2 separate regions of the Homo sapiens genome follow, and region 1 is linked to region 2. A link is an interaction called in ENCODE POLR2A ChIA-PET data of the cell type or tissue named here. Cell type or tissue: K562. All regions are shown on one strand. Links, peaks and the distances in the headings refer to the core of each region. The heading gives the core; the rest is flanking DNA. Region 1 has its middle 21 kb from the start of VSTM2L. Region 2 holds the start of LOC124904895 (a long non-coding RNA gene).

The links. Peaks named below come from ENCODE experiments on the same cell type or tissue, not always from the same donor. Only the 100,000 strongest peaks of a DNase experiment are listed, where the experiment ranks them.
Region 1: POLR2A ChIA-PET joins it to region 2 with 6 read pairs; 2 of 35 experiments call an interaction of 5 or more read pairs at or near these places.

Annotation. Positions count from the first base shown.
Region 1 is chr20:37,873,996-37,889,602 of GRCh38, forward strand. No RefSeq gene overlaps it. Among named protein-coding and RNA genes, the nearest start is that of VSTM2L, 21 kb to the right of the region's middle. RefSeq lists enhancers at 2,505-3,005, 3,006-3,506. In K562, for the core only: no CTCF peak of the experiment used is centred there; a DNase peak (open chromatin) is centred at 6,916; H3K27me3 peaks cover 4,238 bases.
Region 2 is chr20:37,745,229-37,760,835 of GRCh38, forward strand. It overlaps CTNNBL1 (catenin beta like 1), which reads left to right. Exons shown (of 16, transcript NM_030877.5): 4 at 1,240-1,379; 5 at 12,331-12,428. LOC124904895 (a long non-coding RNA gene) reads left to right here and starts at 2,169. Exons shown (of 2, transcript XR_007067575.1): 1 at 2,169-5,902; 2 at 6,258-11,158. RefSeq lists a silencer at 5,036-5,085. In K562, for the core only: a CTCF peak has its summit at 10,635; no DNase peak of the experiment used is centred there.

The sequences.
Region 1 (15,607 bases), core at 3,976-8,975, 130 kb after region 2:
CTGCTCTGTGTCCAGCCTTGGGCTGGTGACGGAACAGAGAGTAAGGCAGGCCCTGCCTGCTGGTGCTCACTTGCAGCCTGGCGGGAGAACAATGCATAACTGTAAGCGTCCCCACAGAGAGGGGCAGGAGAGCGCGACAGGGCCTGTCACAGGATCAGATGGCGGTGCCGTCACTTTGGGTCTAATTCTTCCTTGACTTTTCTGTAACTGTAGTAGCTGGCACATATCGAATGCCCAGTGGCATTGTTATCCCCGATTTATGCAAGCTGAGGCTGAGGGCTCAGAGAGGGTAAGTAGCTGCACAAGGCCCTGTGGCCAACAAGCATCAGAACGCACATTCTAGCCAGGCCTGTCCGACGGCGCAGTTCACACCCTCTCCCGCTGAGCTCCTCTACCTGGAAGGGTCACACCGTACCGGCTGACGCCGTGCTCCGATCCTTTCATCTGTTGTGTGGTTTAATGAATTCACAAAAAATAGAGCATGTCCAGGTGTAACTTAGAGAAGCAGACTTCTAGAGCTAAGATCGGTACTTTAGACATCATCAGTCCTTCACCTTGATTTTCTTTTTCAATTTTAATTTTAACCAGGTAATGCTTGCAAACGGTATAGGAGTTCAAAATTTAACAAAAAGCGAGGCAGTGAAGAGTCCACCCACTCCTCTCCCATCGCCTAGGACTTCCTGCCCCTGGAGGCAGCTGCTGCCATCTGATTCTCCTCCAGAGTTCTGTCCAGCATTTTGCCAGCCGTGTTTGGAAGCCCAGGCTACCCACCAGCTCCCAGAGGCCAGCATAGGAAGGAAAGGCCGGGGCGGCTCAGGCACTCCATGGTTGCCGCACCTTGCCCTGCTTCGCATGTGGCAGCCTCCTGAATTCTGTCCCTTTGCTAAAAGCAAGTTGGAACTCTTCTCTTGACAACTGAGGAAGCGGTCCCCTTTTCCATTAGTTTTGTGTGCGGAGGGTTAGGGGCAATGTGAGGTGTAGTCCCTTCGGGTGCAGCAGGGGAGTACGGTTCCAGGGCCCGAGGGACCAAGGAGACAGCGTAAGGAGAAAGCAGCCACCACCACTCCCTGATTTCAACGACCCAAGGCCCCGCAAAGCTTTTCAGGGCGAGGTAGAGCTCCTCATTGCTCACCCTGGGCTCTTGGGGCGTGGTCCCAGCTTTCAGGCAGCTCGCTGTCTGCCTAAAAAACCCTCTGACTCACAAAGCAGCATCTCTCCTCTGGGGGAGCTTCTTGGGCTTCCAGGAAAGGCTGCCCTTGGCCTGTGGCTCCGAACCTGACTTCTTTGCCCACTGAAAGGGCTCAGTCTAAATTTGCCCCTTCAAACAAAGCTTCTTCATGTTCATCCTCATGTCCATAGCTGAGTGGGACCAGACCATAGCATCCAGAGAGGCAGTATTCCTTTTCCAACCCAAACATGGCAATCGGATTGCCTTTTAGCAATATTCGCCAGGGTTTCTTCACAGGGGAAATAGGATTCCACCCTCATTTTCCATGGCGGCTTGCTGCTCCGTTTGTGGTGGTCGCACGCCTGGAATCAGCAGCAGCAAGATGGGCCGTCTCTAATTCACAGAGATTTGCATGCAGGCTGCGTGCCTTCCTTATCTAGGGAGACGCATTGTCAGGGCCGCTGGAAGGCATCCTTCAGTCACCCCCACGGTAGCACCAGTGCACAGGTGGCATCTTCTGCCATTACTGAGGGCGTCAATTTAGTGTCAACAGGGAGACGAGACTCGCTTTCCTAAAGGCAAGGCTTCTTGATTAGATTTCCTTACCCAACAGTAGAGGTAAAAGCAGACCCACATTTTTCAATCTGTCTTGCTCTTTGGCACACATGGAAAGTGGCTGGTAGCACAGCGGTGGGCCTTCGTTATCTGTGCTGGGGAAAATGGCAGGCGTTTCTCAGTCACCTTCTTGGTTAGGTAACACGTGCCCTTGGTGTAAACCTCAGAGGGTGCGTAAGGGCACACAGTGCACGCATCTCCCTGCCAGGTGTGTCTCCTGGCCGCCCAGCACCCCTCCTCAGAAGCCACCACGGCTCATGAGCGGAAGTACCCTTTCCCTTTCAGAGAGACTCCTATGTGTTTTCAAGTGAATAAAAATATTTTTAACACAAATGGTGGCATCGTGTCCTGTCGTGCACCTTGCTTCTCATTCCCCGTCACCACACACAGCTGCCCCCACTCCTTTAATAGGCTCACTGCATCGCAGAGCTGTACCATGATGTTGTTAATTGTGTTAATGGACATTCAGACTGTTTCCGATCTTTGGCTATTACGATGCTGCAGTGATCATCCTTGTGTAGGGCGTCATTTCACACACGTGTGAGTTTAAACTCCCAAGGAGCATTGCCAAGTCAAAGACAGTGTGCCTTTTTCATTGTGATATATATTGCCACACTGCCCTTCTTTTGTCAACTGCGTGCACGAGTGTCCTCTGCCCACACGCACCCTCACCAGCGCGCTGTTAGCTCAGTGCTTCGCCTCGGTGGGTGAACAGTGTGGCCTGCTTGTTGCTTTAATCTGCATTTCTCCTATAAGTGAGGTCATTTAGTGCGCTAGAATCGAATTATGCGTGCATCATATTAGCTAATATTCATTGAGCTCTTGACTCATTGAGCTAAGTACTTTCTTCAGATTAGCTCGTTTAACCCTCGTTCCTGAAGTGTAGGTACTTCCTTTTGTTGTTGTTGCCCAGGCTGGTCCCAAACTCCTGGGCTCAAGGAGTCCTCCTGCCTCAGCCTCCTAAGGTGCTGGGATTGCAGGCGTGAGCACCCAGCCTGACGTGTAGGTACTTGCCTCATCAAGTCCATTTCACAGATGAGGACACCAGACTGAGGGGGTCAGTGGTTTAGAGTGACAGCTGGGAATGGAACCCAAGCAGACCCCTGCTCCTAATCTCAGGGCCACCCTGTTTTCCAGCTGGTTGCTAGAGAGGGCCTGGTGAGGCTGGAGAAGGTGGCGCAGAATACACTGGGAGCAGAAGCCCCAGCAAGGCAGCCCTTCCCCCAACCCCATGACTGAAGCCCGTGCGGCTCTGCAGAGGCCCAGCGCCCTTCAGCCTGTCCCTGCCACATCTCGGTGCCTGGCTGTCATCCTCACCTGCATGGAGGCCCCAGCCCAGGTTTCCTGGCTAGGGATGGGCAGTCACACGGATGTGGCCCTGGCTGCTCTCCCATGGGAAAGGGAGGAAATCTGAGAAACATCTGGAAGCCGGGGCTTTCCATCTGCAGCAGTGAGGAGAGCCACTGTTTGGCACTGCTGCAGTGAGGATTGTTGCCTGTCCCCCCACCCCATCCACCCACCCCTGCCTGCACACAGAGCCCAGGTTCCTTCTCGTCCAGATCATCCCACCAGTCTGCTCTCCTCACCCCATGTTGTGCCTCCTTCCATACACCTCCCAGGAAGCACTTGCTGAGCATCTACTGTGTGCCAGGCCCAGGCTGGGTGCTGAGGGGTACACCGAAGTTTGAGATGCGGTTTGAGCTCTCAGCGTAGTCACACAGGGCATCACTGTAGAGTGACAGGGGGCTTCATAGAGGTGAGCAAAGGCTGTAGGACAGAGGAGGGCCCCATGCCTGGGGGACCACGTACCCTGTGTCTTGAGCAACTTTCACCAGAGTCTTAATGATGGCCGTGAGCCTCGAAAGCTAGAGGTGGAAAGTCTTTTGAGGCAGAGGGAACTGCCCAGGCAGAGGGCTAGGGCACAATAAGACACAGGGCTCTGGGGACTTTGGGGCTTTCAGCTGCCTCATTGGAGGCCCCAACTACCTTGACGTTGGCACGGCATGGGGGTTCAATGAGCTCCCGGCCATGGCAGAAGCTGACAGGCTCTGGGGTTGTGCTGGTCCAGAGTCACAGAGCTTGTTCCCGGACAAGTCCTGTGTCTACTTCCCCTAGGCTCTTTCAGTCCCTGAATGAGGGGGAAGCAGATTCCACTGCAGGGTGACAAGCAGGGCCATCCGGGCAGCACCGAGGAGCCGTAGGAAGTCCACAGCCCCTGGGGAGCAGCTGGGGAAAAGCCACCAGGGGACTGACTGACAGAGGCCAGGGCTAGAGAAAAGGCTGGAAAAGGCTCCAATCTGCCTGCAGCTCCTGGAGCCTGCTTGAGCCAGCCCCATCCAGGAAACCCCCAGGAGTGCAGGGGTGGGCACCTGCCCTCAGCCCAGCTGCTGTGAGCCACGAGCATGACCCTCACACTCAGTCTCAGTTCTTCTTCACTCAATGACAGCGAGTGTCCAGCCTGGGGAGTCCCACGTAGACCAGTACCTGTGGCTGGGTCACGGTACCCAGCCGATCCTCCACCACTCATGGCTCCATCAGTTACTAAACACCCCTCATAAGCCACATAGGGGAACAAAACAGACGTTGTCCCTGGCCTCCGGGAGCGTGCATCCTCAAGCGACAGACCAAAAGACAAACATGCAAACAGTTACATCAAGTGACAACTGAGTGTTATGAAGGAGCAACCAAGGTGCAGCGGGATGCAACAAGGAACGGGGGACCTCAGGCTGAGTGGCCTGGAAAGCCCTCTTTGATGAGGGCCTTAGAGCTTGAGCTAATCTCCGAATGACGTCAAGGAGTCAGGCAGCCAAAGAGCCGGGGAATGAGGGGGCCTATGCAGAGGCACAAGTGCAAAGGTCCTGAGCTGAGGCAGAGCATCGTCCTCTAGAAAAGAGTCCAAAGAGGCCACTGTGGCTGGACCCAAGAGTGAGGCAGAGGACGGATCTTACAGGGCCTTGAGGGCTTCAGGGGAGTTTTGAGCCTGGAAGGGACATGATTTGATTTTGGAAAGATGCCTGTGGCTGCTCTATAGAGGACACTGTGGAGACCAGCGTGGAAGCAGAGATCCAAGAAGTGTCTGGTGCACGCTGGACCAGGAGGAGACAGACACTGGTTCTTCAGACCAGGAATGGGCATGGGTTGGAGATAGGGGATTTGGGATGTATTGAGGCAGAGCCAACCAGTCACTGCAGAGAGGGGCCCCTGGCTGGCCCTGGGAGCCTTCCCCCAGCACAGAGGGCTGGGAGCAACTTCACTGGCCCCGCAGGAGTGGGGTGGAGCCAGCAGAGAGAGCTGCTCAGTATATAAATATCTTTAATGAATAAATAGAAGTGCTTTTAGGGCTGGCGGAGTCGTATCATTTCCACCTGCCGTAAAATTTCATTAGAAGCAGGCGCTGCAGGGGAGAGGAATGGCTGCAATAAATCTGCCCGCCCACCCTCAGCCCTGCCTCCACTCTGAGTCGGCTCAGCCCCACTCGCTGGAGAGTCCAGACCCAGACCCTTCTCCCCAGGCCTTCCTGGGGCCCAGGAGAGCCTGGGCCTTCCCTGCCCCACTCCCACATTGAACAGGCAAGAGGCGGCAGAGAGCTGTGGCTTGTCACTGAAAACCAGGGGCCTCACTCCCCTCAGCTGGGAAATGGGCATGACAGTTTCTGCCCCCACCTAATGCAGATGAGTTTCAGGGGAAGCAGTGTTCAACACAGGGATTCCTGGAACAGCAGAGCTGGGGCAAAGCATACCTTGCAGGTATCCAGTTTTACAAATGAGCAGAGGCCCCAAGAGAGTAGATGACTGTCCTCGGCCAGGCACAGTGGCTCACGCCTGTAATCCCAACACTTTGGGAGACAGGTGGATCGCCTGAGGTCAGGAGTTCAAGACCAGCCTAGCCAACATAGCGAAACGCCATCTCTACTAAAAATACAAAAATTAGCCGGGCATGGTGGCATATGCCTGTAATTCCAGTTACTCGGGACGCTGAGGCAGGAGAATCACTTGAACCCAGGAGGCAGAGGTTGCAGTGAGCTGAGATTGCACAATTGCACTCCAGCCTGGGTGATAGACTGAGACTCTGTCTCAAAAAAAAAAAAAAAAAAAAAAAGAGTAGGTGACTGTCCTAAGGTCACACAGGGTCTGCAGGTCTGGCACTCAGAAACTACCAAAGTGACAGCTCCAGTCTTTAGCATTAATCAAATGCTTGGCTCTATACTAAGCATTTGGCATGCACCATCTCACTGAGTCTTATTACTAGCCCATTTTGCAGATAAGAACACTGAGGCTCAGAGAGAACTAGGACCCACACCTTCCCATCAGTTAGTGACAGACACAGATGAGTATTCAGGTCTCTGCCCTGCCACAGAAGCCTTTTTCTGTTTTTTTCAAGTATGGCGGGGCTGGGATTATGTTTTCCTGGACATACAAATTGTCAAAGTGAGAGTCTTTGGAAGGACTTGGGGTAGAAAGTTCACTGAGTGCTGGCCAGGCGTAGTGGCTCAAACCTGTAATCCTAGCACTTTGGGAGGCTGAGGCAGGTGGATAACTTCAGGTCAGAAGTCCAAAACCAACCTGGCCAACATGGTGAAACCCTGTCGCTACTAAAAATACAAAATTAGCTGGGCGTGGTGGTGGGCGCCTGTAATCCCAGCTACTCGGGAGGCTGAGGCAGGAGAATCCCTTGAACCTGGGAGACGGAGGTTGCAGTAAGCCGAGATCGCGCCATTGCAGTCCAGCCTAGACCCCATCTCAAAAAAAAAAAAAAAAAAGCTGACCAAGTGCCTACTGTGTGCCAGGTAGTCTCTGAACCGAATGAAGGATGCTGTCCCTAGCACTTCATTGCATCCCTGTAGCTTCTTCCAAGGTAGCCATGCTCACTTCCATCTTACGGATAAGAAAAGGAAGCGCAGAGAAATCAAGGGATTTGCCCAAGGTCGCACAGCTTTGCCTCTGACCTTGGCCATGGCTGTCAGCACTCAGAAGAATTGGAGACCCATAGACCCCTCCCTCGGCCCCATGGCTACCTCCCCCAGCCCATGAGTGTGAGGCCAGGAACACTGGCCAAATGGACAGGCCCAGCTGGCAACATGCCAGGGCCCATGGTTATCACTTAAGCTCATTAAGCAGCCGTGACAGGACGTGGCCTGGGCCAGCTGTCTTTCCTCCCCACCCCACTCCAGCCCTCCTGGGAATAGGACCTGATGACAGGCACTGGCTTTCAGCAGCTGCAAGCAGAAGTCTCTCTGTCATGGGGGAAGATCCAAAGATACACGGACCGAACTTCCCCAGGCTGGCCTCTGGGCCCCACCTGCTGCCTGACCTCCTCCGGGCTGGGCACGTGGACCCGTGTGGTGAGTGAGCACAGGACGTGGACGCTGGAGCCAGGCTGCCTGGGCTCAAATCCCAGCCCTGCTGCTCCCCAGCTGTGTGAGTTGCTTCACTCCCTGAGCCTCAGTCTCCTCATCTGTGATATGGGGGGACCCCTCGCTTTGGAGACCTGCCACAAGCTGATGCACGCAAAGAGCTTGATCAACTATAAAGTGCTGATCCAGGCTCATGTCGTCATTACTGATATTCCTGAAATACCGTAAGATGAGACTAGACTGTTCCCCACTGGACTACAACGTGATTCGTCATTACTTATACCAGAACAACTGAACAAACCTGTAAAACATCAATCATCAGCAACCACCCAAGGCAAAGTCCCTTAGGAGCAAAGAGTGAGCAGTATGCCTATATACACAACAAGTGCTCTTTAAACCAAAGTGCTGTGGGCCTGAGCCGCTAGTGGATTCCAGCCACGGCTTCCAGCCCCCATGGATGCTCCCTCATCTGTCGGCTCACAAGGCCACCCACCTCCGTTTCTACTCCCCGGCCCCGCTACTTCCCATTTCTCCTTGGCCAATTCTGTTCCTTGCTCAGGACTAGCTCTGGGCTGGATGCAGCCCTCTCTGGGAAACAGGAGCACAAGTCCTGCCCTGGCGAGGGAGACAGATGCAGACACAACCCGCCATCAGCCAGGTCATGATGAGTACAGGCCCTGCTGCCTGAGGACGGGGCTGGTTTTCATCCGTTTCTGCACTTGGTGCCCAGCACAGGGCATGCCACCCTGGAGGTGTGCCTCCAACACGCCTGCAGCAGGTCGCTTCTGAGCACTTAGCATGTGAGCCGGCCCTGGGCAGGGCTATGGGGATTTCACAGCAAACGAGGCAGAACGCTCCCAGCCCTGCTGCCTTTGAGGAGCAGGAGACCCAGAGTAAACAGGCAGGCAGACACACAGCCAGGCAGCTTGAAAATAACAGAGTGACTGGAAGGGAGGGTGGCCACTCGGGCTGGACAGTCAGGGAAGGTCCTCGAAGGAGACGATGTCAGATTGAGAGTGGACTGACGCACGCACCAGCCGCCGGGGGAAGCTGGGAATAATATTCTAGGCAGAGGAAATAGTGAGGCAAAGCCTCGAGTGTGCCTCACATATTCCAGGAGCAGCCAGATGGGTGTGTGAGTGAGGGGAAGACGAGGGGGCTCAAAGCAGAGGTGGGATCCTTGAGACAGCTCAGTCACCTCACCTGGCCAGAGATGAAGGCCACTCCTGAATTCATTCACCCACCTCTCCCATCAGCCTTTCGTCTAGCCATTCATCCATCCAGCATGTACTGGTCCCCTCTCGGGGCAGCTCCTCCCTGGTTTGGAGGATTTGAGAGTGACTGAACTGACCCCTGCTCTCTGGAGCAGCTCATGGTCTCATGGGAGAGACCTTCATGCTAAGAGACGATCCCAACCCAGTGACGAGCACACGCAACCGGGGACACAGAGTCAGGAGGGAGGAAGAGCGGGAGGTGAGAGGACGGAGGGGTCAGCGCAGCCCGGCTCCACCTCGGGACAGTGGGTCTGCAATGTCATCCTCCCAGACAAAGGACAGTACATTATTAGTGTTATTAATTATCATTAATCTATTTAAATGGTAATTACAATTAAGAACACAGTGACAAAAATGGCACCTTGGATTTAAATGCCTCTTCTCTGGCACCGGAGTGAGTGATTTTTTCCTGAGCTCAGCCCCACACCCTGTCACAGCACAGCACATTTAGCAGGTGCTCGGCCAACCTTTAAGTTCAAATTCACAGCTCAGGCATCACAAGGCCCAACTCCCCTGTCTTACAGATGGGCAAACTGAGGCCCCAGAAGGGGAAGGGACAGGAACCAGGTCACCCGCAAGTCTATGGTGAAGGTGGAGTGAAGCCAAGAAACCCGATTCCCAAATGCCTCCCAACTCACTCCATCTCTAGCTGCCTTTATTTTTTTCCAGGAAAAAACAGCTGTCAGAGGCAGCCACCCTGTTACCGATTAAACAAGGCAAATTCTATCGGAACAGAATCGGAGGCACTCCGGACACCTAATTACACAGTCTGGAAGAGAAACACAGGCAGGGAAATAGAAATATGAACAAACAGCACCGCCAGACAACGGGGCGCCCTCCCCACCACCAGAGCTGCCACCCCTCCCCCTCAAGCCTCTGCGACAAGATGTGTCTCCCAGTCCTCAAATAAGATCCCCGCTCCCCAGGTGGAGGCTCACACACAGACCTCCCCTCTTCCCCACAGCACTGATCCAGGGCTCCCAGAGATGAATGGGGAGGCGTGGAAGTCATTTCAGGTGTCATTTCAGGTTGACAGCCAGGGCAGCCCAGCTGGGGCCCAGCGAGATTGGGCAGAGCTGGGCTTGAGCCCACACCTGCTGACCCTGGAGACGGGGCTCTGCCTGGGGTGCCTCCTGTGGGTGCTGCCTCTCTTCTGGCCAGCACACCTGGAGGTCTGTCCCCAGGAGGGTTAGTCCCATCCAGTAGCATCACGGGCAGGAAGCTGGACTTGGCTGTCCCTGCCTGCTGCGAGATTCTGCTATTGTATCTCAGGAGGATGCAAGCAGGTGAGGGCAGAGGCCCTGTCTGATTCCATTTCCGTGTTCCCCACATTGGCCGGCACCAGGGCAGACAGGAAGGAATGTGCCAGTAATGACGCTGGGCTCTAGGGAGACAGAAATGAGCAAAACAGACAAAGATCTCTGCTTTCAAAGAACTCATGAAGAGGAGATGGACACTAAACAACCTAACCAACCAACCAAAGGGAGGGAATCCAATGATACGATTTCTGATAGGAATAAATGGTGGGGTCAGACGCGGTGCTTCATGTCTGTAATCCCAGCACTGGGAAGCCAGGGCGGGCAGATAGCTTGAGCCCAGGAGTTCAAGACCAGCATGGGCAACAAAGTGAGACCTCATCTCTACAAAAATTTAAAAATCAGCCAGGCATGGTGGTGCATGCCTGTGGTCCCAGCTACTCAGGAGGCTGAGGCAGGAGGATTGCTTGAGCCAAGGAGTTCGAGGCTGTAGTGAGCCATGATGGCACCACTGTACTCCAGCCTGGGCAAGAGAGTAAGACCCTGTCTCTTACAAAAAATAATAAATAAATAAATGATAGGAGGCCAGGCGTGGCGATTCACGCCTGTAATCCCAGCACTTTGGGAGGCCGAGGTGGATCACCTGAGGTCGGGAGTTCGAGACCAGCCTAGCCAACATAGTGAAACCCCATCTCTACTAAAAATACAAACTTAGCCGGGCATGGTGGCGTGTGCCTGTAATCCCAGCTACTCAGGAGTCTGAGGCAGGAGAATTGCTTGAACCCAGGAGGTGGAGGTTGCAGTAAGCTGAGATCACGCCATTGCACTCTAGCCTGGGCAAAAAGGAGCAAAACTCTGCCTTAAAAATAAATAAATAAATAAATAAATAAATAAAATGATAGGAAGCAAATGCACAAGCTAATGAGATCGAGCAAATTGGAGTGTGGGTGTAGGAAGGTCTGTGCAAGGCCAGATGGTCCTGGAAGACCTCTCTGAGGAGGCGAGGTGTGAGCTGAGACCTGAACGGTGAGTGGGAACAGCTGTGGGAGGAGCTGGAGGAATGTTCCAGAAACAGGGAAGAGTGTGTGCAAACCAAATAAGCCAGTGGACGGATGTATCAGCCAGCGAGTAGATAGATGGAAATGCGGGCAGAAGGGGTCTCCTTCAAAGACAGGCCAGGGCCACAGCCAAGTCGGCAGGTCTTGCCCCCCTCTGCCGGGGTCCTTCACCTTGATGGGCCACAGGCCCCTCTGAGGGTCCCCAGCGTTGGGGGTGTCCTCCCTCCAGTCCCTCCACGAGTGACCTCCTCCGAGGTGCCCATTCCCTCCTCCTGGTGTTATTAGTGCACCATGAATAATCTTTATCCTCCTTCCTCCATGCTTTTTCCCTTCTTACCACCTCCTGACTCCCTGCTCACAGGCCGAGGCCTGAGAAAAAAGTCCATGGGCTTTCTGAGCCCGGGTTCCCTCTCTCTGAATGGAGAACGTGCCCGCCACGCCTGCTAGGTTCTGCCTCTTCTGGGCCGTGGGCTCTGACTCCAGCCTTCCTGTGTGTGACCTGCAACAAGTGGTCACTCTCCCTGAGCCTCTGTTTGTTTTTGTTTTTGTTTTTTTGAGATGGAGTCTCACTCTGTCACCCAGTCTGGAATGCAATGGTGTGATCTCAGCTCACTGCAACCTCTGCCTTCTGGGTTCAAGCAATTCAACTGCCTCTCAGCCTCCCAAGTAGCTGGGATTACAGGCACGCACCACCACACCCGGCTAATTTTTTATTTTTAGTAGAGACGGGCTTTCACCATGCTGGCCAGGCTGGTCTCAAACTCCTGACCTCAGGTGATCTGCCCACCCCGGCCTCCCAAAGTGCTGGGATTACAGGCATGAGCCACCCGGCTTGGCCCTGAGCCTCTGTTTCTGCACCTGAGAGGAAGAGAGCAACTACGCCCCCCACCCCATGCTGCTTCCCAGGCATTGGCTCACAATTCTCACAACTCCCTGCCGATGGGGGCATTACCTGGACCACCCTTCACAGATGCGGAGACCAGGCCTAGGAGGGACACTGTGGCTTGACCAAGGTCACATGTCCAGCAAGCGGTGCAGTGGGATTAAAAACAACTCAGGCTTTCGCTGGGTTAGACACTAGGGCTATTTCAACAAGAGTTTCCCAATTCTGGTCCCTGTCTTCTGGTTATGTAAGAGCATGTCTTTGTTGTAGAAAATACACAGTAAAATATTCAGGGATGAGAATGTATCACGAACTGTACCTGCAACTTTTCTATAGGTTTGAGATTCATTGGAAATTAAAAAAAATTAAAACATCCAAAATATAAAAGTAAACAAGGACCAGCGCTCCGTCCATGCCGGGTCAGTGCCCAGGCCAGGCACGGAGCTGGCCGGGCTGCCGATGGACACACGTTTTGTATTCACTGGCTCCTGAGGGGCGGGTGATGTGATTTTACTCCTCACTTTGCCAACGAGGAAACAAAAGCTTAGAGTCGTTCAGCCATTTTCCGAGTCCACACAGCCAGCGAGAGACAGGATGCGTGTTCCTGAGGAGCTTTCCCTAGAGAGGTGGGAGGGTCAGGAGAGAAAAAAACACGAAACGAGCTGCGGAGGGCTGGGGCCGGCGACTTGGCGCTTCGGGGCTGGGCAGGGGAGGCCTCTGGGCTGGGAGGCGGGATGGAGATGCTGGCTGCCAGGCTGCCACGGGCCAGGGCACTGAGCCACGTGAACCCTCTCCCCTGCCCTGCAGTGCCCTCAGCCCTCACTGGGAAGGGAGGGGAGCAGAGCCCCGTGGCTCCCACCCCGGTCAAGGGCTGATTGATCCTCCATGGTCCCCGGAGCTGGTCCCCTCGTCCGTACCTTGGGCTGCTGCGTGTTTTCTTGTCTCTGATTGTAAACAGATTTGACTAAAGAGGTAAATTAGAAGTTAATTAGAGAGAACATGATTGATGAGGCAGTTTGCCGTGATTGGGAGGCGTGGAAAGGATGGGGCTCCCCCCGGGTGGAGGCGAGGGATGAGGAAGAGAGGGGGTAGAATTCATAGGCCTGTGGATCTGCAGGGGTGCCCAGCACCTTAAGGGGCCAACTCAAGGCTGCCCTTTCTTCTGGACTCCATGGTCAAGGCCAGGCCCCCAGGTACGAAGCCCCAAGTGGGGCACTCATGAAACCCCATAATTAGCGACCAGGCCCCTGCTAGACTCTGGGGACAAAGCATCAACCTGTCCCTGATATGGCCAGAATGTTCATCTTAGAGCTGCAGGCTGGGCCGGGGAAGGCGCTGGTGCTTATTAAACATTGATGCTGCTCCAGGCCCCGTGCATGTTCCCAAAACCCTGCAAGGCTGATGCTGTATCACCATTTTTCAGATTAGGTAATCAAGATTCAGAAAGCTGAACCAGCTTACCAAGGTCACACAGCTAACAGGAACAGAGAGACTGACCTCTAGAGCAGAGCCTCTGCCTTTCTGAGTTCCAGGCTGTGTGCCAGGTCACGTGGTCCAACCTCAGGAGCCCTCTCAACAGCACCCCTGCTTACATACCTCCAGCAGTGGTGAGCTCACTTCTGCCCAAAGAGGCAGGATAGCTCATTATGGGAGCTTTGTCCTTGTGTGGACCTGGTCTAACTCCCTCCAGAGCCACCTCCAGGGCCCCTGCTTTGCCACTCCCCTACCTCCCTCACATGTCAGAACACAGACCTCCAGGGTGAGGAGGAGCCTCAGAGGTCATCCTACCCAACTCTCTCATTCTCCTGGGGAAACTGAGGCTGAGAGGGATACAAAACACCAGAGGGACACAGCGTGCTGGTGTCACTAATGGGTGGGCCTTCCCTGTGTCTGGAGTGCAGGCATCAGCCTCACTGTGCATCACTTCTCTCCCAGGCTGAAGTTGCTGCTCTCCATTCACTCATCCATTGCTTCCCTCCATTCATTCTGCAAGATTTACTGAGACCCGACTGTGCACTAGGGCTGGAGAGGACAGAAAGAGAAAAGCAGAAGGACCCCTTGCAGTGCTCACAGCTCAGTCAGGGGCGGGCAGGCACGATGGCCAGGCCTGCCAAGAAGGAGGCCAAGGGGAAGGAGGCCAAGGGTTAAGAGACCTGTGAGAGGGAGAGACAGCCCCTCCAGGAAGCAGCACTGAAGCCAACTCTGGAGGAGATGCGAGGGTGTTCTTAGCAGAGGGAACTGTGGTGGGAGGGAGGATGGAACATTCTAGAACTGCCAGAAGACCAAGTAGCTGGAAGAGAGCGTGAGGGGGAGCTGGTGGGAGGTGAGGTCACAGGAGGAAGCCCAGATCGTCATGGAAGAAGTTGTTTGGATTTTATTCTACGCCATGGGAGAGAGTCATTGAGAATTTGCAGCAAGGGAGGGTGGTCGGTTTTGCATCTGTGGAAGAAGACCCTCTGGCTTTGGGAGCAGAACAGACCACGGGGTGTGGGTTCCCATGCAGAGGGCAGGCAGGAGGTTCCTGCGGTTGCTGAGAGACACGGGGCTGCGCCCCAAGAAGTGCACAGATGAGAAAGAAGTTCCGGGTTCAATGGGCAGGGCTTGGAGGGATTAGATCTGGGGATGTGGGTGGGTGATGGATGGGGGTGCCCCTCGTGAGATGGGAAAGGTCAGGAATTTGGTTGGGGGCATGTCAGGAGAGGATGTGCGATAGACAGGGTGGTGCATTGGTCAGGGCTAAGAGTGGGACATAGCCTTGTGCTTCACTGTGGCCCCAGCTGCTGATGCGCTCACCCAGGTGAACGTGCCTGGTCTGCGGGCCCCTCCCAGCCTGGTGCCACCTTCCCAGGTCAGTGCAGCAGTGTCCCTCTTAAATGGGGAGACAGAAGACAGTGGAGCAGAAGAGACAGCTCCCCTGTTCCAGGCTGTGCGCTCCTGTCAGCACCACCAGGGTCCACATGTCCTGGCCAGGGGCCTTGTCCCTACTGTCAGTGGAGCTGGAGTCCTCCCGAGGGCCCGAGGCCCAGCATCTTGACTTCCCTCACTCCTCAGACGCCTCCATCCCTGAGCTGGAGTCCAGCAGGAGAACATCCACCGAATCAGGCCCGTGGCACAGGAAGCCGGGTTCTGATCAGGCCTGGCTGGTAGTGGTCACTGCTCCCGTTTACTGAGCCGGGTGCTATATGTAGTAAGTGATGATGTTTAACTTGTCCAACAACCCTCTGCAATAAGCACTGTTATTATTCCCATTTTACAGATGAAGCAATAGAGGCTCAGAGAAGGAAGAGGCCCAAGGTCACACAGGCTGGACGAGGCAGTCGGCACTCAAACCTGCTTACACTAGGGGGGTACTCCAGCTGCCTCTTGACGACCGAATAGGCCTTTCCAGCCTCACTGGGGTGGGGGTGAGGGGTGGGAGAGAGCCCCTGTTCAGGGGCCAGTGGGGCCTTACACATCCCATCCAGTGGAGGGGGACAGGAGCGCAGAACAAAGGAATGGTGACCTCAGGAACTGCCCGGCTGGCTCCTGCTCTGGAAACACCAGGGACCAGGGAAGCACAGGTTTGGTGACTGAATAGTGGACGCAGGACATGCTGAGGCCAGGGCCGAGCTGGGGCTCAGAGGATGCACACTGGACCTTTGGCCAGAGGTGGCCTCCTTGGGACACAGGCCTTCCAGCCTCTTCCCCTGGCCAGTGCTGGACTTCTAGTTTCTTTGGCTGCTAGTGGCACAGGATGGAGGACTGATGGAATGGAGTGGAGCTCCAGGATCCAGGCCTGTCTCTGCCTAAATTAGGAGACATGTGACCTCAGAAATCCCTGCCTTTCCCTGGGCCTTAGTTACCCCTCCTATACAATGAGGTGGCGCATCAAGATGATGCCCAGATTCCTCACAGCTATAGATTATCCGAGACAGAGAGGACAAACAAGTCAATAGCGAACCTTTATTGAGCCTCTACTCTGTGCCAGGTGCTGAATGCATGCTTCTCAAGTGTATCTCGT
Region 2 (15,607 bases), core at 6,879-11,878:
CAGATTTTTGGAGAAGCTGTATCTACCCAGCCCCACAGCATCTGGAAGTTGATGAGTCCTGTGTGACTTCAAGAGTCCCTGCTTGTGTTCCTTTTCTTTGTGCCCTCAATTTAATTCAGTAGGCATCTGTGGATATAAGAGACAAAGATACATTTCCTGTCTTTAAGAAGTTTACTTTCTAGAAGAGAAGACAGACATATTACAGTAATAGTAGCAGCAATAGTAATGAGAACAAATACTTACATAGTGCTTTTTATATGGTAGACATTGTTCTCAGTGCTTTATATGTCCTTACTCATTTACTCTTTACAGTGGCCCTGTGAGACAGATAACCTTATTGTCCCTATTTACAGAAGAAACTGAGGCATAGAGAGGCTAAGTAGGTGGCTAAGCCAGGTTCAAACCCAGGTAGTCTGACTCCAGAGTCAGTTTAACCACTGCTTCCTCTCAGTCACTCTCAGTCAGGTATTGTTCAGTTGCCTTACACCAGATTAGCTCATTTCCATCTCAGAACAAACCTTCCTGTCTTGTTCATCCAAGGCTTAATCGGCATTTCTTGTATGTCAAACACCGGGGGAGGGCATGCAGCGTGAATGCAAAGTAGTTCTGTTCTTAGTGCCTGGGCATAGGTTTGTTGAAAGGTTCAGGTATAGAAATGTGAGTAAAGTATCATGCTGTGTAAAGTTGGTGGTGATTGTAGGATGCCAGAGACTAGGTCTGCTTTTCTTTGGTATCTGCCTCTGAATCAGCTCCAAAGAGGAGGAAGAGGGAGGGCATTTTTGGATACAGAAAATCTTATCTTCTTTGGTAAGGGGAATAACTGGCCCTTGATCTGAAGTGGGAAGTAAGAGAAACCCTTTTTGGATGGGTAGTAGGATAACTATGTTCAGGGCAACAGAGTGAATTGCCACACCAAGGGGTAATGGTGGCTAATCTATAGGACTGGTGGAAAGATCGTTTAGTGCTACAAAATGCTTCGGGAGCCTCTGAAAGGCAGCTTGTGACTGCAAGAGTAAGGGAACCCTGTAATGAGATCTGAATCCAAGATTGATTTTTGTAATGAGGAAATCGATTTCCCAAGGAAATTGTGTGACAGTATGATGTTTGGATGAGTGTACTTCTTGGTTGGTCTGTTGTAGACACTTTGACAGATTGCCTTGTTGTCTAGATTGTTGCTGTTTGCTCCTCATTGCTGATAGTGCCCCTTTCCTTCTAATGATGTCTTGTTTTCCCTCCTAGGTTCATGGAATCCGAGCTGGACCTAAATGACATCATTCAGGAGATGCACGTGGTGGCCACCATGCCAGACCTGTACCACCTTCTGGTGGAGCTGAATGCTGTACAGTCGCTTCTCGGCTTGCTCGGACACGATAATACAGATATCCTTTCAGATCTGACCTCAGTAGGAGAGCTGACATGGTGGGGAAGTGCTGTTACTCTTTCTCCTGTCTCTCTTTGTAGATGTGTGCTATAAAATCTGATGTTCTGTTTCCATTCTAATTATCTTCTGTCTTGAAACACACAATGCTTTTTACTCATTTGAAAACCTGGTTTTTCTCTATTAACAAATCTTGCAAATCTTGGGCAATCCTTAAAATTGTCCTATTTGCTCTTATTAGTACTAGAATTCATCGTGATATATCTGTTCATACATTAACAGCTTTACTTTTCAGGATCTGGATTGGAAGGCCCCTTATGGGGGCAAAGCCAGACAGATTTGAATGTGTAAATCTAGGCATCTTTCTGCTGACTGATGGTCCAGTGGAGTTGAGACTAGAGATAGTGAACCATGGTAAAAAGCACATTTGGATGTCCAGGAGGACAGGGAAGCTGTTCTGTTTTGTTCATTCCTAGTTCCTAAAAACAAGGCTGAGTGTGGTGGCTTGTGCCTGTAATCCCAAGACTTTGGGAGGCCAAGGTGGTTGGATTACTTAAGGTCAGCAGTTTGAGACCACCCTGGCCAACATAGCGAAACCCTATCTCTAAAAATATAAAAATTAACTGGACGTGGTGGTGCACGCCTGTAGTTCCAGCTACTCGGGAGGCTGAGGCAGGAAAAGCTCTTGAACCTGGGAGGCAGAGGTTGCAGTGAGCCGAGATCATGCCACTGTATGCTACTCTGGGCAACAGAGTGAGTGGGACTCCATCTCAAAAAAAAAAAAAAAAAAAAAAAAAAGACTGAGTACACAGTAAATAGCATTTAATATTTGTTGAGTGCATGTTGGACCTAAACAGACAATCTAGGTTTGACTCTCAACCGCATTTTTGTGTGAAAGACGGTGCCCTTCCACAACTTGTATTCTTTTTTGCACAGATAGAGTTAATAACTTTTGTCTTTCAGTGTTATTTTTATTTTTATTTGTTTTTAGAGACAGGGTCTTGCTTTGTCACCCTGACTGAAGTGCAGTGGCATAATCATAGCTCACTACAGCCTCAAACTCCTAGGCCTAAGTGATCCTACTCCTTAGCCTCCTGAGGAGGGACTACAGGTGCATACCACCATGCCTAGCTAATTTTTTTTTTATTTAATTTTTTGGAGATGGATCTTGCAATGTTGCCCAGGCTGGACTCAATCTCCTGGCCTCAAGTGATTTTGCCTCAGCCTCTGGAGTAGCTTTCCATGTTACTGAGAGGATCAAAGGAGTGTATAAGTGCTGAGCACAGTTCTTGATACATAGTAGGTACTTGGTAAATGTTACTTGTCACTGAATCTGATTCGTGACTTCCAAAACCATTTTATACTTTATCTTGGCTATCAGGTGTGCAGTAGCTTTATTGCAAAGGCTTTTGATGTGCCTGTGGACAGGGTTATGTTCATTAAACCAAATTCTCTTCTAGTAGTTGTTCTGTTTGAATCCAGATTTCCAAAGGTAAGAGACAAATGTAGTTAGTCTGCTTGAGTGATATTCACAGGGAATCTGCTGTTGCTTCATGTTATTTTCATCTTTCTGGTAATCTCTCTCCTGAGAGCGTGTCTGACTAAGTTCTTGCCTGGCTGATAATTCTCATAGAAATAAATCAGTGAGTAATTTTAATGCAGGCTTCTTGAAGGGCAGTCTTAAGACATTTCTGATGCTTCATGTAATGTTAGATAGCATCAAGAATTGATCTGTTAGCTCCCAGATTTATGACTTTGTTCACCAGGGTTTGCTGTGGGGTTCTGGGTTGTATAAGAACCCTAGTTAGCTTGCTGCTGAGTGAGCTCAGTGTATGGTCTCATGAAATTCATTCAGTAGAGCTGCTGTGAGTGCTCATGATGTACCAGGCACTGTGCTAGGCCCTTAGGAACCATAAGCTGTGCTGGTTGCTCAAGCAGCATCAGTCAGTAAGTATATATTGGGTATTGTCTTGGTCTATTTGGGCTGCTATAACAAAATACCGTAAACTGGGTGGCTTATAAACAACAAAAATTTATTTCTCACAGTTCTGGAGACTGGGAAGTTCAAGACCAAGGCACCAGCAGTTTTGGTGTCTGGTGAGGGTCTGCTTCCAGGTTTGTAGATAGCTGTTTTCTCACTGCGTCCTCACATGGTGGAAGGAGTGAGGGAGCTCGCTGTGTCTCTTTTTAGGACACTAATCCCAAGGGCCCCACCTCCAAGTACCATCACATTGGGGATAGGCTTCAACATATGAATCTGTGGGGGGATATAAACATTCCATCTTTGGCAGGTAACTGCCATATGCCTAGCTCTATTCTGGGCACTAATGGTGTTCACAGACTCAGTGACTACGAGTTCTGGTTGTTACTTCACATTTCAGTTCACCTACAGAAGGGTAGATTTCAGAATCTGATCAGACCTTAGAGAGGACTTAGCTCAGTACCTTGTTTGTTTCTACTTAGTGACAAGTGTGAAGTCCAGATGTTGGACAGCTAACTTGAAGTTAAGACAGGCACTCCAGGTCTGTGATTTTCAGTCCGGTGTTCCTCCAGTGCACCTCAGGTCTTCCTGTGGGATTTACGACATTGCTGACAGAGTCGCATGGTCACCTGTTACCCTGTATATTATTAGTACAGAAATGACTTATTTTCTTTCTGGAAACACCACTCTCATTCTTTTTTCTATTCCTGCTAACTCAAAATAATAGTAGCTGCTTTTGGAAGATACTGACATTTTGCTGATTCACCAGCCTGGCTCCTGCCGGGGAGAAGACTGACACAAAAAACGCTGCTCGACATCGGCATATTTGGGAAAGGCAAGGGCACAGATGTTCCAAGTTGTTAAGTTCTGGTCTTTAAAAAGGGAAAAAACACATCCCCCTATAATAACTTTGACAGATTGCCATTTCCCTCCTGTTTTCTGAGAGCTAAACTGTTTTTTTTTTCCTCTTGTATGCCAACCTGCACCCAACTGCCCTAATGATATTTTTTAAAATCTGATGTTTAATTATGTCTTACATCAAATTTAAAGTGCATTTGAAATTTTTTAAATTACCTTAATTTTAATTAGAGGCAGCAAATAGGGGTAAATGTCATCCTCCTCAAAGTACGATTTTTCTTGAAAGTGATTTCAGGAAAGGGCAGGTCCTCTTGACTTGCATCTACCATATCCTCTGTTGGTCGTAATGTTGCTCTCCCTGCAACATTGCACTCTGCTGCTTGTCTTATCTGTGATCTATAATAGAAATTTTTCTTCAGGAAACGGTTGTTAACAATTTACTGTTGTACAGCTGTAACTGCCCAAAACACCTTAGCATGAATAAACAATTTCATGGCAGTCATGACTTAAATTTTTAATCTTTTTTAACTCTTCATTTATCAACCAAGACCATATATGGCTGGTTATGTTCCCAGCAAGCACAGGTCATCTTTGCTTCATCCTCCTCTGTGAAAACATAAACTGTAGGGATTTTAATTCAATCAGAGCCTGGTTTGTTGTAACCTTAAGAGGCAGAGGATGTGAGAAAACAGCTTGTGCCTCATCCTTTCAACCGTGAGAAGCAGCTTCAGAGTTTATTCTGGCGCTCTGCATCACTGCTGCTGGTGAGGGCTTGTCAGCGCTTCTGTGCCTCATCTGCCCCCTTGAGAGGCTGGAGCCCAGCTATCGGTTGGCTGCAGAATGGATTCTGATCTGTGAAGAGCATATCTTGGGGGTGGGGAGCACACACCTCACATGGTTTTGGAGGGTTACTCTAAATGCAGTCGGAGGCAGCAGAAGGTGGAATCCAGCAGCTGCTGCCTTTTCAAAATAATGCTTTTTAAACACTTTTTCCTTTAAAGTAATTCATTAAACGTGTTTAGAGCTCCTTTCTTGTGAACCTTTTAGAGTGTTTCTATGGAAAAATAAAACCAAAGGTACATTTAAAGATATTTTCTTAAGGTATTGCTAAAAAATCCATTTTTGTGGACTGCTTTAAGCCAGATTTACTCAGTTGGCCCAAAGGAACAAGGAGGAATAAAAGGGAAAAAAACAAACCACAACAACGATCACATGGCACCAAATTGATAAATATTCTGTTTTTGTATGTCTTTTGCCATGTTCTTAATTTGAGTGGTCAGTTGAGTCCCTTCTAAAGTTTTTTTGGTAGATCACTGTTATTTACTGGGTTCTTCCTTTGTATGCTAAGTGTGTTGGATGCTAATAAAAAATAATAACTCCAGTTTAAAGCAAAAACTCTCAAATTACCACCCTCCCCCACCATGGTGTGTGTGGAAAGTGCCTTGGGAACAGTATGCTCAGGAAACACCACTGATTGGAGCCCTGAGAAGGTGTGGGTCATCTCTGGCTTGGGGGTGTGGGGAGTGGAGATGGGTAAGCTTTTGACAGACATGGAGATTAGCATGCATTTCAGGTTTATTTTTGTAGTCTCTCCCTTTGCAGTGGAAATTGCCATTCCTCCTACTCCGGATGGAAGCTGATGTGGTCTTGCTGGCTGCCCATGTAGTCACTACAAATTTATCAAGGTATCGGGTCCATGGCTTAATTAAAAAAAAAAATCATGACTACTGCTTCCCAGCTAAATGCCTTTATTCTTTAATAATAATAATAATAATAATCCAGTAATCTAAACCCAATTTATTCAAAGTCAGCTTTCTCTCCACCCCTTTGTGAGACAGAAAAATGAGGTCTCATTGTGATGTTAACTTAAGGCACCAGTACATTGGGTTGCATGCTAATATTTAAGCAGGGAAAAATTTTTAAGTGGCAGAGTAGATCATTGTGCTGATGGGGCAGCTCTTTTTGGTGTGGAATAATTTAGGGAGTGGTCATTAACACTGTTCTTTTCCAAATGACTGTTTAGTTTTCTTCTGATTCTAGAAAACCAGGAGAACTTACAGAGTTGTCAAGTGAGTTTTGTGAAGAATTACTGTGGGAATTCGGAAAATACGGAGGAGACAGGTTTTTTAGACCAACAGGGATCAACTGAACTTGAGTAGTCTGGGTCTGAGAATACTAAAGTGGAACAAACTGACTGAGACTTACCGTGTTATCCCAGAAGGTGCGTACAGTAGTCAAGGGTGCCTTGTGTTACAGACCCAGTGCTAATGAGCAAGAATAGGGCTGGGAAGGATTTGAGCCCCCTAAGGGGCTTTCTTCTAATTGGACTGGGAGGGAGTTGGTATTTGCTCCATTGCTGTCCCGTAAGCACTGTCTAACAAGACTTACATATTTTGAGCTGTTATTTTGCTAGGAGCTATATTTGTCTTGATATTTCCAGAATTAAAATTACATTTAGAAGAATTTACTTCTTTTTCTCATCTGTCATCTGACTTCCTTGATATGTATTGATAAGCCACTTATTTTTTGGAACCAATTAAATGTGCTCTGAAGATAAACATCTTAGGTTAAAAGTGCCAAAATGGCAATGTAGAAGAAGGATCTTTTAATGTAACTTGAAACAAACAGACAAACACACAAAACCTGGTACCACATTAATGTAACTTTTGGTCTTGTTTATGGGTTTTAGGTAAAATCTATGTCCCTGGAAGATTAGGGTGGTTGTAGCCTGCCTTGGACATTTCCCCTGTGGCATGTTACTCCCCACTGGCATTTAAGAAGGACTTAATAAATGTTGAATGAGTACATTTTCTCCTTCATATTAGTTTGATCTAGGATGGGGATAAGAGTCCAGGTTCATTCTAGGTGGCTTTGTGCCAGCTGCTTTAAAAGGAGAAAAAGACCATTTTGTCTGTTTTGAAATTCATCTGCATTAATTGAGCTATATCTAATTACTGTCCTAGTCTAGAAATTAAAGAAAAGATATTTTTTAACTCACATTTATTGCATTAATCAGTTATATTCTCTGAATCTATACTGGTTTATTTGTCTTAAGAAAGCCTTTTTGAAATGACTTTTAAAAAGCCATCTGCTTAATACATCTTATTTCTCTTTTTTTTTTTTAATAACTTTGTTCCTTGTGGAGTCATCTCATTGGAGATTAATGAGATTAATGCTTAATTTCTGTACCAAGACTCTAAGTGGGATATGGCTCCAAAACAAATATCCACAGCCAAAAAATAGAAGTAAACACCACTCTTTTTTTCCAAGAGCCATTGTGTTATGGACCATTTCGTGCCCAGCTGGTCTTTTCTGGTTTACCTATTATTACACTAACTTATTGCCCCAGTAGTGGACAGGTACAGAGGGAGTGCGTGGGTGGCCTTTCTACTCGACATGACAAAATAGGCTATCAAAAACTGTGTTTTAGTAATTCGCAGGGAGACAGGCTCTCTCTTTTCCTATTATACTTGGACAGAAGAGCCTTTTACCTTGTGAAATGAAATTGTAACTACAGAGGAAAAACCTATCACCCATGCCCAGAGTCTGCTTGTGAAGAAATGCTGGAGGGATAGCCAACCATGCTGAATTTTCTCATCAAGATTGAGAGTTTGTCTGTCTTTAGTTTTGATTCTCATTCCTCTTTCTGGTCTTCAAATGACCTCTGTCTCCTGGGTCATATTGTATTACTCAGGAGTTGATGATGACAATTACAGACTTATTACTGCCTTGCTGAAATGCTATTTTGTGAAAGTTGGGAATTTATATAAAATCAGTTAGTGGTAGGATTGATGAGATGTTTACCAGGCCTGGTAGGTAGCTGATTTCTTGTTTGACTTCTCAACTGAGGCAGGAAAGTAGGCAAGGAGATACCACTGAAATATGATAAGAAACAAGTTTTCCTGGAAAAGCCATTTATGCTCTTCTATAAAATCACTTTTGTCTAAAATGTTTCTTATTTTTTAAGTTTCTAGGTTTCATGTGACACATTTGTGAACATGGTATAAGACTAATCAAAGAAAAATGTGATATCTGGCCCACAAGACCTTAGAGGCTGAAAAAGGACTTGATCAATCTGAATCTCTGTGGCATAGCTGAAATATGAAATTAGGTCTTCCAACCCATTGTGACCCGGAAAGGGGGGACCATGCTCTTGTTAGCTTAAACTTCAGATTTTAGAGGCTTTTGGAAAAATGAAGGCAATAGTGAGCGCTTTGGGCATTCTGTGGGAAGACAATCTGTATTATAGTGCTTTCATAGTTCTTGAGTATTTTAACTTCCTTGGCCTTTGACATACCTGATCTCATTTATTCCTTATAGCTACTCAGTGGAAGAGGCTGGGCAGAGACTATTACCCTAGTTTTACAGATGAGGAAATTAAGCTGTAGGGAAATAAAGGAGCTTGCACAAGATTACATGGCTGGTGATAATTTTGGGACCATTCAGGTCACTAAAGATGTGAGGCAAAGATGAATATGACACGACCCCAGTTTTACAGATGAGGAAATTAAGCTGTAAGGAAATAAAGGGGCTTGCACAAGATTACATGGCTGGTGATAATTTTGGGACCATGTGAGGCAAAGATGAATATGACATGACCCTTGTCCTCAAGCTTGCATTGACTCTTCATCTGTTGGTCTTTCAGATATACTCCACTTGTCTTTTTGAGGCTACTGTTTAATAATCATCACATACTAGTTAATAAGTTTATTAACTAGAATTTAATCATGCATGGTGTTATTCAAGAGATGTAATGATAACACTACTTATTGCATTATTGCATGCTGATTTAGATCCTTGTTCTATAGACATCTTATTTATGTATTTATTTATTTGCTTTTTTTTTTTTTTTTTTTTGAGAGACTGGGTCTCACTATGTTGCCCAGGCTGGTTTCAAACTCCTGGACTCAGGCAATCCTCCTGCCTTGGCCTCCCAAAGTGCTGGGATTATAGGTGTAAGCCACCGTGCCCAGCCCAGTTGTCCTGTAGACATCTGACTCCACAGTGGGTGGATGGGTGGATGGATGGATTTAGGTGAATGTTGCTATGCATATTAAATAAGCATTTGAATGGATTATGAACTTTTCAAGAGAATAAATATGGGAGTTTCTTGGAAGAGTGGGGAGGTGTTAACATTTTATTCTTTTCCTTGAGTCTTTTACTAATTTATGGTGGAATTAAATGATAGTTCTTTTCTCTGTGGTTACAACAGGGTCAATAGCTAGAATTAACCTGAATGTAGCCGTGTTTAAACTGAGTGTATATCCCCTTATGCATTAATATGAAGTATAGTTGGCAATAGCATTGTTATTGAAATCAGATGGACCTAACATTCTCCCTTACTATTGCAGTGACCTTTAGATAACTTTTTTTTTTTTTTGAGACAGGGTCTCGCTTTATCACCCAGGCTGGAGTGCAGTGGCACAATCTCAGCTCATTGCAGCCTCCAACTCCTGGGTTCAAACAATTCTCCTGCCTCAGCCTCCTGAGTAGCTGGGATTACAGGCATGTGCCACCACACCTGTCTGATTTTTGTATTTTTAGTAGAGACAGGTTTCACCATATTGGCCAGGCTGGTCTTGAACTCCTGACCTCAAGTAATCCGCCCACCTCGGCCTCCCAAAGTGCTAGAATTATAGGCATGAGCCACCACAGGCCAGAGATCTTAACCACTACTAGCTTTACCTTTCTTATCTGTTAAATAGTGCTTACACCGAATCTTATAATGCTGCTGAAAGAATTCCAGTAGCATAGCACCAGACATGATGCTGTGACTTTTAAAAATGGCGGCTATTATTATGACAACTTTTAATTTTAGAGAGGGAGAACTACTAATTCCTGCTAGTCAAGGGTAGCTCTAGGGTTTCTAGGGGTTAGTTTGCTAACCTGGTTATTTTTGCTGTTTTTTATTATAATTGATTCAAATAATTTGTGTGTTTCGGTTTACTCTGTATCAGGCATATATGTTGACTCTGTCAACAGCTTTCTGATTATTTTTTAGATGAAGATGCTAAGCATGAAGGACTTTTGTCCAAAGACCTTTAAGCTCTTTACTCATATTAAGTTTTGGGTAAATATCACCTTTAAGAGTGAAGGAGTAAGACACAGAAAGCATAGTTAATTATTCGTGATGGTCAGCTGGTCAGTTAGAGATGAGTAAAGCAAACCTTCAAGTAATTTTTCTTTCAGCAAAAGACCTGCATGTAATACCCAGAACATCAGTCATCAGCTAGCAAGTCCTGTCATTCTTGTTCTTATATTCTGCATCTTTTATTTTTTCTTTTAAGTGAAACTGCCCTGATTCTGACCTTTGTTGAATCTTCTGGATTCTGTTGTATGTAGTAGCTTTGGAATAGGTCTTTCTCCTTCAGGCCTGGCTCCCACAACTACCCACACATGCTGTCCACATGGTGGCTCCTGTGTGCCACCCCCGTCCCTCATGCTCACCGTGCTTTAGTGCGTCCTGCACACAGCTTTTAGCTTATTCTTTCCAAATACTATTTTCTTCAGCTAGTTACAATTTTCTCTCCCTTTTCCACTTCCTTCCCCTCTCCTCCAATCCTTTCTTCTCTTCAAATGCCTTTGTACATTCCAGTCTCTCTGCTTTTATTCCTTTGGTTTTGCTTTCTAGTCTCCCTGTCCTCATATTTTTAGTTGCCTGTTTTCTGAGCAGTCTTCTTCTAGCAAGTCATAACTAATTCCCCAGCTCCATCTGATTGCTCCTTTTCAGGACGCCTGCAGTTCATATTGTCTGTGTGTATTCTTCATTTGTTACATGTTGGTTATGTCCTGTGGTGTATGGTTTTTAAAATTGTTTTAGATTATCTATCTTTCTCATTTTACAGATGAGGAAACTGAGGCCCAGAATGAAGAATGGATTGGCCTTTATCATGTTCAGTACTTTAGTCATCATGGGCATTCAATAAATGCAGTTTGCTGGAGCAAGGTGTCTGTTTCTCTCTCTCTCTCTCTCTCTCCCCCGTTGTGTGTGTGTGCACCCGTGTGTGTATGTGTGTGTGTGTGTCTGTGTGTGTGTGTGAGAGAGAGAGAGAGGGAGTTTTAAGGTGAGGGAAAGGAAACTTATAAGTTTAGTTCTGCCACCCAGTTTCCAAATATAACTCTTTCTCTCCTTCATGTTTTCTTTTCTTTATACTTCCCTTTCTTTTCTTTTCTCTCTCTCTCCCTTTCTTTTTTTTTTTTTTTTTTCTTTGAGACAGGGTCTCACTCTGTTTCCCAGGCTGGAGTGCAGTGACACGATCATAGCTCACTGCAGCCTCGATCTCCTGAACTCAAGCAAGCCTCCCACCTTAGCCTCCCAAGTTTCTGGGACTACAGGCATGTGCCACCATGCCTGGCTGATTTTTTTTTTTTCTAAATGTTTAGTAGAGTCAAGGTCTCACTATGTTGCCCAGGCTGGTTTCAAACTCCTGAGCTCAAGCAGTCCTCCTGCCTTGGCCTTCCAAAGTGCTGGGTGTTATTACAGGCATGAGCCACTGTGCCTGGCCCTGTACTTCCCTTTCCTTTTCCTATTTTTGCACAATTTTAAATTCTGTATTCTTCCTTTTATATTCACAGCAGTGTGACATTTGAAGGGACAGAGGTTGGTGGGGACTAGCCCAATTCCATATAAATTTTTCCCTTTGTTTTCAACCAATTATATCATGTCCTGATCTCTGAAGACTCCTTGGTGAACATCAGCCACCTCTTCTCAGAAATTATTACTGCCTTCAAAGGTGAACTGTACAAGGTAGTTAAGATTATACTGAGTTTCAAGAATTTAAATTATGAGATGAGGTTGAGGGTGTTGGCCTATTTCTCACTGGAAGTGACTTCCCAGGCGATCTATTTAAAATTTTGAAATCTGTGAAAATTCAGTGAACCTGTGGACTAAGCAGCCAGGAAGGCAGCATAAGGCAAGAGACTGAGTGAGTCAGTTAACATTTAATGAACACCTGCTGTGGGTAGAACCTTGTTGAAGAGATGTTAATAAAACTGGAGTCTATTAAAGGTAGATGGTGATAAAGCAATTGATGAGGAAACGGAAGGGAATCAAGGATTAAGAAAAATACTGGTACCGTTTCAGTATGTGTGTTATACCCTTAACATTTTTCACATGTGTCCATAGCTGTGGTCGATTTGCTTCAGGAATTAACAGATATAGACACCCTCCATGAGAGTGAAGAGGGAGCAGAAGTGCTCATCGATGCTCTGGTAAGTTGCACATCCTCTGGGGTTTTGCAGGTTTGTATAAGTTGTTGGCATTGCCACCACCATCGTCTCGGAGAGTGGCCACCAGGTGGAACTCCACGGCAAGGCTGGAGTGTGGTGAGGCTGGAGTGAATAAGGAGAGTAAAAAAGTAGAGATGTGGCTGGGGCAGTGCTTTATGCTTTGGGACTGTGTCAGGTAGAGGCCTCGCCCTTATTAAGTCTCTGCTGTGGGCAGGGCCATTTCTCATTCTTCTCACCACATCCTCTCACATGGGCATTATTGCTATTATTTCCATTTACAGCCATGAAGCTGTGACTTAGGCCAAACAAATGGCCCATGGTCACACAGCCAGGATTTGAACCTGTGGTCTCCTAGACTCTATGTTTTCTGCCCCTTTCTTCCCTCCTCTCTTTTGTTGCTACTGACCTTTTTACAAAGAGCTTTCACAAATGTTTTTCTCATCTGGACTTTCTAATCCCAAGTGCCAGTGAGAACAGGTATTATTATTATTACTTATTTTACAGATAGGTCATCAGAGAGGAATTGGAGAATGTCGAAAATAAGAACAAACTTTATAGCTCATTGAGGCCAGAATGGCATTCCCTGCCTGTAGACGACAAGGCAGTTGATTTCTGCCATCTTTTGAGGAGCCTAGGCAAGGCCTCAGAATGTTCCTTAGCTATTGATCCACACAGCAGCTAACCCAGAGGAGTTGGTCTGTGAGGCGCAGCTGTGACCAGGTGCCAGCTAGGCAAACTGCCTTACATGTGAGGAAACCCAGCTGCAGAAGTGAAGCCTCCCGCTGGGTCGCTCAGCCCGTCCTGTGACAGCTGATAAAAGAGACTGCATGTTCTGATCCCCAACACAATTCTGTTTCCACTGCCCCAGATTCCCCAGTTCACTGGTGATCAGAAAGGGCCACAAAGCTGCAAAGGCACCCCAGCTGGCCAGCGGCAGAAGTGCATCTAGTCCAGCCCCTACCCTGATACCACCTGTGGAGCTCTGTCCACCTGCAGAGCTGTATCCCTCCTCAAGGCTCTGTGGATTGTTCTTCTTCTGTTGTTTCTCTTGTCTTTTCTCTCTGGTAAGAATGTTAGTATTGGTTTTGACTCAGTTAGCAGTTGATCAAAGATTACTCCAGCCACTAGTATTAGAAGCACCTGGGCTGCTTGTTTGGCTACTTTCTAGTCCTACCCAAGACCCACTGAATCAGAATGGCTGGGCCTGGGGTCCCAGATGATCCCGAAACCCCACTGCTACACTGCCCACCCCCTCCTCACCCTTTCTCATAATGTTCTCGACACTAGAAATTTCCCATGTGCCGTGCTTGCTGTTGGCATTTGGTGTGAATGAAGGGGTTGTGAACCCACTGGTTATGAAGAACTGGCTCTTACAGAGAGTGAGGCTAGTGTCCAGCAGGGCCATTTATGACCGAATATAATGAAAATTTCTATGGCCATTTTTCTTTCAGGCTCCTTTAGAGAGCAAACTGCTACTTTTGTAGAATTCAGGGCATTTATTTTTCGTTTGAACCACTGTGCAGAAAGAAGAGGATGATGTTGGGATGTCGTTTTGTTTTGAGGGGCGTCTGAGGAAAGACTGTGGCACTTGCTCCTACTCTGTGTCCCTGCAGTGTCGTTTGTGCAGTCTTACCTTCCAGAGGTTAATTACATGGCCCTGAATGAGCCTTCCTGCTTGGTCCCTGGGCTGATTTTAATTACCATCCTTTGCCTGTCTGAATAGGGAAGACGAGAGAGGAACAGCTAGCCTGGCTGTTGCATGTAAAACATACCCAGAAACAGCAATTCACTCAAAAGCCCCCTTTGTTTTTTCTGTGTTGTCAAGCCCACTGACAAAAGCTGCATCTTGGCAGATTTTATTGTTTGTTTGGAAAGAAACAGTTCACCCTCAGTCTGGGGAGCCACTAGGTAACTGCTATACAGGATGTTCTGTTTGTTTAGTTTAGTTTTTATTTTTATTATTATTATATTAGTTTAAGATTTTGACTCTTACAGGTTTATCCTGGTGGGGCTGGTAGGAATCACAAGCATTGAACATTCCTGGACTCCAGTAGATTATTTGCTTGTCTGCAACCAGTCGGAAGTCATCAGTAAATATCAGAGAACAGAACCAGCGGTGGTCTTCCATTTACTTTTTTTACTCTTGGCTGCATTCAGGAAGAAATTTGATAAGTACTCTCATATTACAAGGGTTGAGTTGTCTTTGTAGTTTTAATTTGAGGCCAATATCTGAGGCCTAGAATTGCACGAGCAGAGGCTAGAGGGCATGTGGCAGAATTTATTGTGGTGTGCAGTTTGCAGTTATTGCTTTGGTCTTTTTCCCAGTTGGAAGTCCTAAGCAATAGGATGGCACATTTGTGGGGAAAGAACACTGTCCTGGCATTCTCAGGGATCTTCGGGGTTTTAAAATTTGGTTCATATCCACTGCTGTTACTTACGCAAAAGGCAAATATTTGTGCTTTGTAACAAGTTGATCTGGTAGCCTGGAAAATGGACTCTTTTCTGAAGAGTGGTAAGCGAGAGGGTATATTGCTTTGATGGCAATTCTCTGGCTTACCTCTCCAAAGATGACTTTGGACTTCTTGAGAATGATGATTAAATTACAGTCATTTTTCTACTTGCCAGTCCCCAAACTTGCCATGTGCTAGGTAGTCCCATGCCTTCGCTCATGCTTTGCCTTCCACTTGCCTAGCCTTGCTTCTCTGGGGCTACCTGGAATACTACCTCTCATCCCTTTATCTCTTCCCTTTTGAGTTTTTTCCAGACTCATCACCTCAGCAGGATGTGTTGTTCTAGCACTTTGTACATTCTGGCACTTGTCACATTGGATTATAGATGTCTGTTTATAAGTTTGTCCTTCCTGAGGTGTGATCCCCGTCAGGGGAGTGGTCAGAGCAGTGACTTTGTCATTTACCAATTCTGTGTCCTTGGGAAAGTTACTAACCTCTCCATACTGTTTCTTTCTCTGTAAAATGGAGATAACAGTAGTGCCTATCATACAGTACCAAAGTGATGAACAAGTGAGATATTTAATAAGTCTTTAGAACAGTCTGGCACAGAGTAAACACCTGATAAATGTTGGCCATTATCATTATAAAGGTACTATGCCTGGCAGATATTAAGCATTTAGCAAATGTCAGGTTAAAATTGTATGTATCATC